2 separate regions of the Homo sapiens genome follow, and region 2 is linked to region 1. Evidence: chromatin loops called from intact Hi-C (ENCODE). Cell type or tissue: OCI-LY7. All regions are shown on one strand. Links, peaks and the distances in the headings refer to the core of each region. The heading gives the core; the rest is flanking DNA. Region 1 overlaps SLC37A1 (solute carrier family 37 member 1). Region 2 overlaps PRDM15 (PR/SET domain 15).

What was found. Peaks named below come from ENCODE experiments on the same cell type or tissue, not always from the same donor. Only the 100,000 strongest peaks of a DNase experiment are listed, where the experiment ranks them.
Region 2: a loop joins it to region 1, with 2.9 times the contacts of the local background. A loop is called at or near these places in 1 of 110 quality-filtered maps.

Annotation. Positions count from the first base shown.
Region 1 is chr21:42,536,125-42,539,036 of GRCh38, reverse strand. All of the region lies in intron 5 of SLC37A1 (solute carrier family 37 member 1), which reads right to left. Among named protein-coding and RNA genes, the nearest start is that of SLC37A1, 24 kb to the right of the region's middle. In OCI-LY7, for the core only: CTCF peaks have their summits at 502 and 1,453 (motif pointing right); a DNase peak (open chromatin) is centred at 1,466; H3K4me3 peaks cover 1,572 bases; H3K27ac peaks cover 2,500 bases.
Region 2 is chr21:41,860,921-41,863,832 of GRCh38, reverse strand. All of the region lies in intron 1 of PRDM15 (PR/SET domain 15), which reads left to right. Among named protein-coding and RNA genes, the nearest start is that of PRDM15, 17 kb to the left of the region's middle. In OCI-LY7, for the core only: a CTCF peak has its summit at 1,648 (motif pointing right); DNase peaks (open chromatin) are centred at 312, 1,092, 1,652 and 2,292; H3K4me3 peaks cover 2,500 bases; H3K27ac peaks cover 2,500 bases.

The DNA.
Region 1 (2,912 bases), core at 123-2,622:
GCTGGGCTCAGTGGGGAAGTGGCTTTCAGCTGCTTTGCCACTACCGCCTCCTGCCACACCACTTTGACCTGATTTAAAGGCAGAAGATTTGCTCTATGGTAAGGTCTGAAATGCTGGGGTGGCATCTCTCTGATCCTTCTGAACAGCAATGCGATTCACTAAACAGCTACCCTCTTTGGTGTCTTATCTTCTAGAGCTGTCTGGGGACCTGGTGGCATAAGGGATGCTTAGCGCCTCACTAAAACAGCCTCGAGGGGGGTGGTAAAAAGTCTCCAGCTTCACAGCAGGGAACAGACTTAACAGTCTTTAGCCGCCATCACAGCACAATACCTAATGCCATCCAAAACATCCCTTACTGTTTTATGGGAAATGTCACTATGGACCAACTTAACATTGTGACTTATTAAGTAAACAGAAAAGCTGTAGAGTATCACGGATGGACGTGAGCCCTTCACAAGCATTAGAGACTCTATGGGTCTCACTTTCTTCTGTAGGGTCATTCTAGGAGTCAGATAAACAGGAAACCTAACACACAGTGACACCTGCCTGCCATGAACCCCACTCCGGGAGTCAGCTCCAATGTTCTCAGCTTTCATCTCAAAAACCTACGCCAGAGAGATTTTCCTTCCGAATTCACCAAGTAAAAAAGATCTACCTTGGATCATGCAAATGACCTTTTAAACACTAAAGCAGAAGAAAGTAACTTAAAATTATAGACAACATCCAGGTGAAAATTTCAGCTAAAACCTCACCACACACAGACTCAAGAGCATTGTAGAGCTAGAGAGTTACTGACTTCAACCTGCCCACTTCAGAGACCAGGAGATAGGTCCCTGAGAGGCTGGCTGACCTGCCCAGGTCACAGCACAGCTGGCACAACCAGATGGGCTCCTGAGAGCTGGGTGCTGCTGGCTAGGCTTAGAAGTATTCTCTAATCTTGCTATATGATTTGGGCCTACTTTGATCTCTACTGAAAAATTTTAAAGAAAAGGTCTAATTGAACAAACACCATTTCACATTACATGGGACTCATACAGGGATTCAAGTCCACGCTGCACCTGCTTGAACCCACCAGGCAGTACCTGGGCTGAATGGCTGTACCCTATCAGATCTGATTTCATCTGACATAGCGAACAAAACAGCACCCATCACTGAGACCTCAGGTAGGGACTGTCACACAAAAAGGCCCCTTCAATGCAGCAGCATGTGCCCTTGTTTTCAGTCATGAGTTTACTGTGTAGATGTCACATTAGACCAAATTTTGTTTTAATAACCTTACTGACAAGTTGCATAAGAATTATCTTTACCGTAAATAAGCAACAAGAAACCAGTTTATTTACTTAAAGCAGGCTTTCTGAACCCCAGCACTATTGATACTTTGGCTCCGGTAATTCTGTGGTGTTAGGGGCTGTCCTGTGTGTTGTAGGATGTTTAGCAGCACCCTGGTTTCTAGCCACTAGATGCCAGCAACATCCCTTCCCTGGCTGTGACACCCACAAATGTCTCTAGACATTACTAAATGTCCCCTAGGAGACAAAACTGCCCCCAGCTGAGAACCAGATTTAAATGCAGTTTTCCAGTAACTGAGAAAAACACATTCCCACTTTGGGTCTTTTTATACCACAGATTATTTGTGTTCAGTAAGACTGCAGTGTGGGGAATATAAACATTTGACCTCAAAGTGGAGAAGGTCTGGCAGCCTGGCTGAGACCCAAGCGCTAAGGAAGCCCCAGGTACACACCACACTCTCCAGCTAGGCTCCTGGTCTGCTGCACACCACACACTCTGGGATTCCAAATCTTTATTATTCATTTGTTCACTTAGACAAGTTCTGCAGCAGGAGGCAAATACACACGTTCAATAAAGGGAGAGCTATGCACTCTCCTCCAACAGCAGACACTGCCTGCCTGGGCACCAACCACCCACCAGGGCTCTGAGCGGGGTAGGGGGGCCCAGGTCTTGATGATCCTACACTCTGGGCAGGTCTCAGGGAAGCAGCTAAACATTTATGGGGATCCCTGGGTTTCTCCAGGCGGTAAAGACCTCTGTCTCTGAACAAAAGCCTCTTGGGACCACATGCCTCAGTCTCTGGCTGTGGTGTGACTATGGTTGGTCTCCATCAAAACTTGTGTTGAGGCTTGGTCCCCAGTATAACTGTGTTGAGAGGTACAGGGAGCTTTGAAGGGCATTTGGGTCATGAGGGATCCGCCTTGACGAAGGAATGAATCCGCAGGAGTGAGTGGCCGCGCTCTCAGGACTGATGAGCTATTGTGAGAGGTGAGAGCTGGTTGCTATAAAGCAACGTCACCCCTGTGCTGTGTCTGTTTTGTATGCCCTGCTCACTGCTAACCCATCTCACAGGGGCCTCTGCTAGGTGACGCCCTCCACCACATTACAATGTGGCACGAGGCTCTTGCCAGATGCAGCTGCCCAATCTTGAACTTCCCAGTTAGATAAAAGCTAAATACACCTTTTTTCATTATAAATTACTCAAGCTCAGATATTGTGCTAATAGCAACAGAAAATGGGCTAGAACATCCCTATACTGCCTTTAAAAAAAAACCTGGCTGGACTGACACAATAGCAGTTTTTAATCAGCCAATCACACGTCCTATGACCCATATAATATTCACCACCTGCCTTGGTCAGTTCAAAGTGGGATCAAGAATGGGCTGGGCTGGCAGCACAGGCCAGGCACCGTTGTGAGCTTCTACATACATTAACTCAATCTTTGCCCCAATCCTATGACATAAGAACTATTATTTCCTCCATGTTGCAAAGGGGAAACTGAGGCCCAAAGAGGTATAGTAACTTGCTCAAGGCCACATCCTAGCAGGTGGTAGAGCTGGGGTTCAGATCCCAGCTGGTGTCTCTCTGGAGTTCCCTGCCCACCACGCAGAGCTGCCTCTGCT
Region 2 (2,912 bases), core at 240-2,739, 680 kb after region 1:
TGTTTAGGTCTATTTCTGGGTTGTCTGTTTTGTTCCATTGATTTCTGTCCACCTTCTCACCGGTATCAAAGTTTTTATGATGGTAGCTTGATAATTAAGTTTGAAGTCAGGTAGACTGAGTCTGTCACTTCAGCCTTCTTTTTCAAAGTTGTTTTTAACAGGTGTCTTCACGGAGCGTTCCGTGTAAGGAACCTGAAGTCACCCCCCATTTGCCTGAAGTCACCCCCCATTTCCCGTTTACCACCAGGTTAGATGCAGATGGTCCTGGTCTGAGCTTAATTGACATTTCTGATAAGTTTGGTTTCCTGATATTATTACTGTGGTCTTACTGTGATGGCAGGTGTGTTTAGTTAGTTTTTGTAGTAGTAGTCATATAAATTGTAAAGAGATTTTTCAGGCAGAGCAGTGGTTCTCAGACTTGAGCTGCATCCGAACCACGTGGAGGGTTTTGCAAACAGAGTGCAGGGCCCTCTGCCAAGCCTGATTCATCAGGTCTGGGGGTGGGAGGCAAGGATGTGCATTTCTGAAATGTTCCCAAGCAGTGCTGGCACTGCTGGTTCCTGGTCCAGGGACCACATTTTGAAATCACTAATGTAAGGTAAGTCTTCCCAGGATTGGTGGTTGAGATAGGGGGACCTCACACTTTTTTTTTTTTTTTCTTTTTGAGGTGGAGTCTCACTCGGTCGCCCAGGCTGGAGTGCAGGGGCGTGATCTCAGCTCACTGCAACCTCCACCTCCCTGGTTCAAGCGATTCTCCTGCCTCAGCCTCCCGAGTAGCTGGGATTACAGGCACGTGCCACCGCGCCTGGCTAGTTTTTGTATTTTTAGTAGAGATGGGGTTTCACCATGTCGGCCAGGCTGGTCTCGAACTCCTGACCTGAAGTGATCGCCCGTCCTCATCTCTGAAAGTGCTGGGATTACAGACGTGAGCCACACGCCTGCCCAGGATCTCGAACTTCTAGTTCTTTTTTCCTCTCCTTTTCCCTGAAACAGTACTTCCTGTGTGCCTTGTTCTGGGATGTCTTGTGTGCCTTAGAGGTCTGGAGACCACACTTCCCCTTCTATGAAGGCACTTTCTGAGTGTTAAAGGGAGTTTTGCCAAGACAGCAAAGACTTTGAAGATGCTCCGTTTATCAGGCCTGATCTGCAGCCCAGGGTGGCTGTGGCCTCTGATCTTGGGCCCAGAGGAGCCGTTTTAGAGAGGCCTCATTTTGGGGACCAGATGCTGCTAATCGGGACCCTTATTGCCAGGACTCGGACATTTACATAGAATCAGAGTGCAGCACAGGGGGCTAAAACCCTGCTCTCCAGCTTCCCTCGCCCCTCTCTTCTGGGTTTCCTCTCCCAGCAGCTCCGCTCAGAGGGGACCTTTTTTGGGGGCACCTAGAAGGGGTGGGCAGTCTGTGAGAGGTGTAGGCCAGAGGCAAGGTCTGCCCCGGGGAGAGGCGGCCACACAAGGCCTCAGGGGATTCGTGCAGGCTCCCAAGTAAGCAAGGCCAGGACGACTTCCTTCCATCCTCCCACTCCGATTCCAATACCTTTGTTGGGACTCTGTGTTCTGCGGTGATCTGACCGCAGTGTGGGGCGCCTCTTAAGGCCTATCGTTCCCATCGCCCAAGCTCCTGACCGTGAGTCACGTGGGTTCCTGCAGGGGGCACGCAGGTCCTACACCTCCAGTAGCACAGCAGCAACTCATGAAAGCGTGCGCCCTCCCCACCCCACTCTGGGTTTCTTCTGCCCTTTGTCCTGTTCATCTCCTGCTCACTGCCCAGCTGAGCCCCCATCCCAGACTGGTCCCTATTTGCGCCGAGGTGCCCATCCACAGGAACTGGGGCAGGCAAGGCCGAATGCGGCTATGAAACTGAGTCACACTTGCTAGAGCCGCACGAGATACCTTTGAACGTGAATGTGTGTTCCCAGGAAAAGAAGATACAGTGCTGTTTTGGGAGAAAATTTCACCCCCCTCCCCTTGTTATTTCTGGCATTTTAAGGGCAAATTGGAACTCTCTTTCCTCTGCCTCACTTCCTTGTAGCTAACTCACTCTCCTAACTTGAAGTTTTCAACCCGGCACTGCTCTCAGACACACAAGTTCAGTGACTGTGAGTTTCCATATGAGTTTTGCACGGTCTGCTTTTCACCCTTCAAGCTGCTGGGGATGAGCGGGGTGGAGGGCGTGTGGAATCAGCATTCAAGAAGTGCCAGCATGCACACTTTCCTAAACCACTCAGCAACGGGCATCAGAGAAGCAGGTTGCAGGAAGGACATGCCGGTGCGCACAGTTGGGGATTGGGGGGGGGCAGAGGAGGAATAATCATTTGGTGGCACATACTGTGTGTATCTCACTTTATGCTCCTCCCAAACTGCATGAGGTGGGTGTTTTTATTTCCATTTTACAGCCCAGGAATGTGAGGCCCCAGAATGAACAATGTCTAGATCCACCCTGTGAATATATGTGTGTGGGGGGTGTCAGTTTATGCTCATCTACCCACTATGCAAGTGTTTCTGGAGGTGAACCTCAAGGATGGATAGGGAATAGAATTATTGGATCTGATAACAGCTTATGTGGGAGCACGAGAGTCCTCCACAACGTCACGCATTGATTTAGTCCCCAGAGAAGCAAGTGTTTATGGGGCACCAGGCATAGGTTAGGAGTGAGGGGAAAAAAAGTGACAACCGGCTTTTTAAAAATGGTGATATAGGTGGGCACGATGGCTTGTGCCATAATCCCAGCACTTTGGGAGGCTGAGGTAGGAGGATTGCTTGAGCCCAGCAGGTAGAGGCTGCAGTGAGCCTTGATCACACCACTGCACTCCAGCCTGGGCGACAGAGCAAGACCCTGTCACCAAAAAAAGGTGATATATTTGTTTTAAAAATGGAAATTGATGGCTAATATGAAAAGATGAAAGTCTGA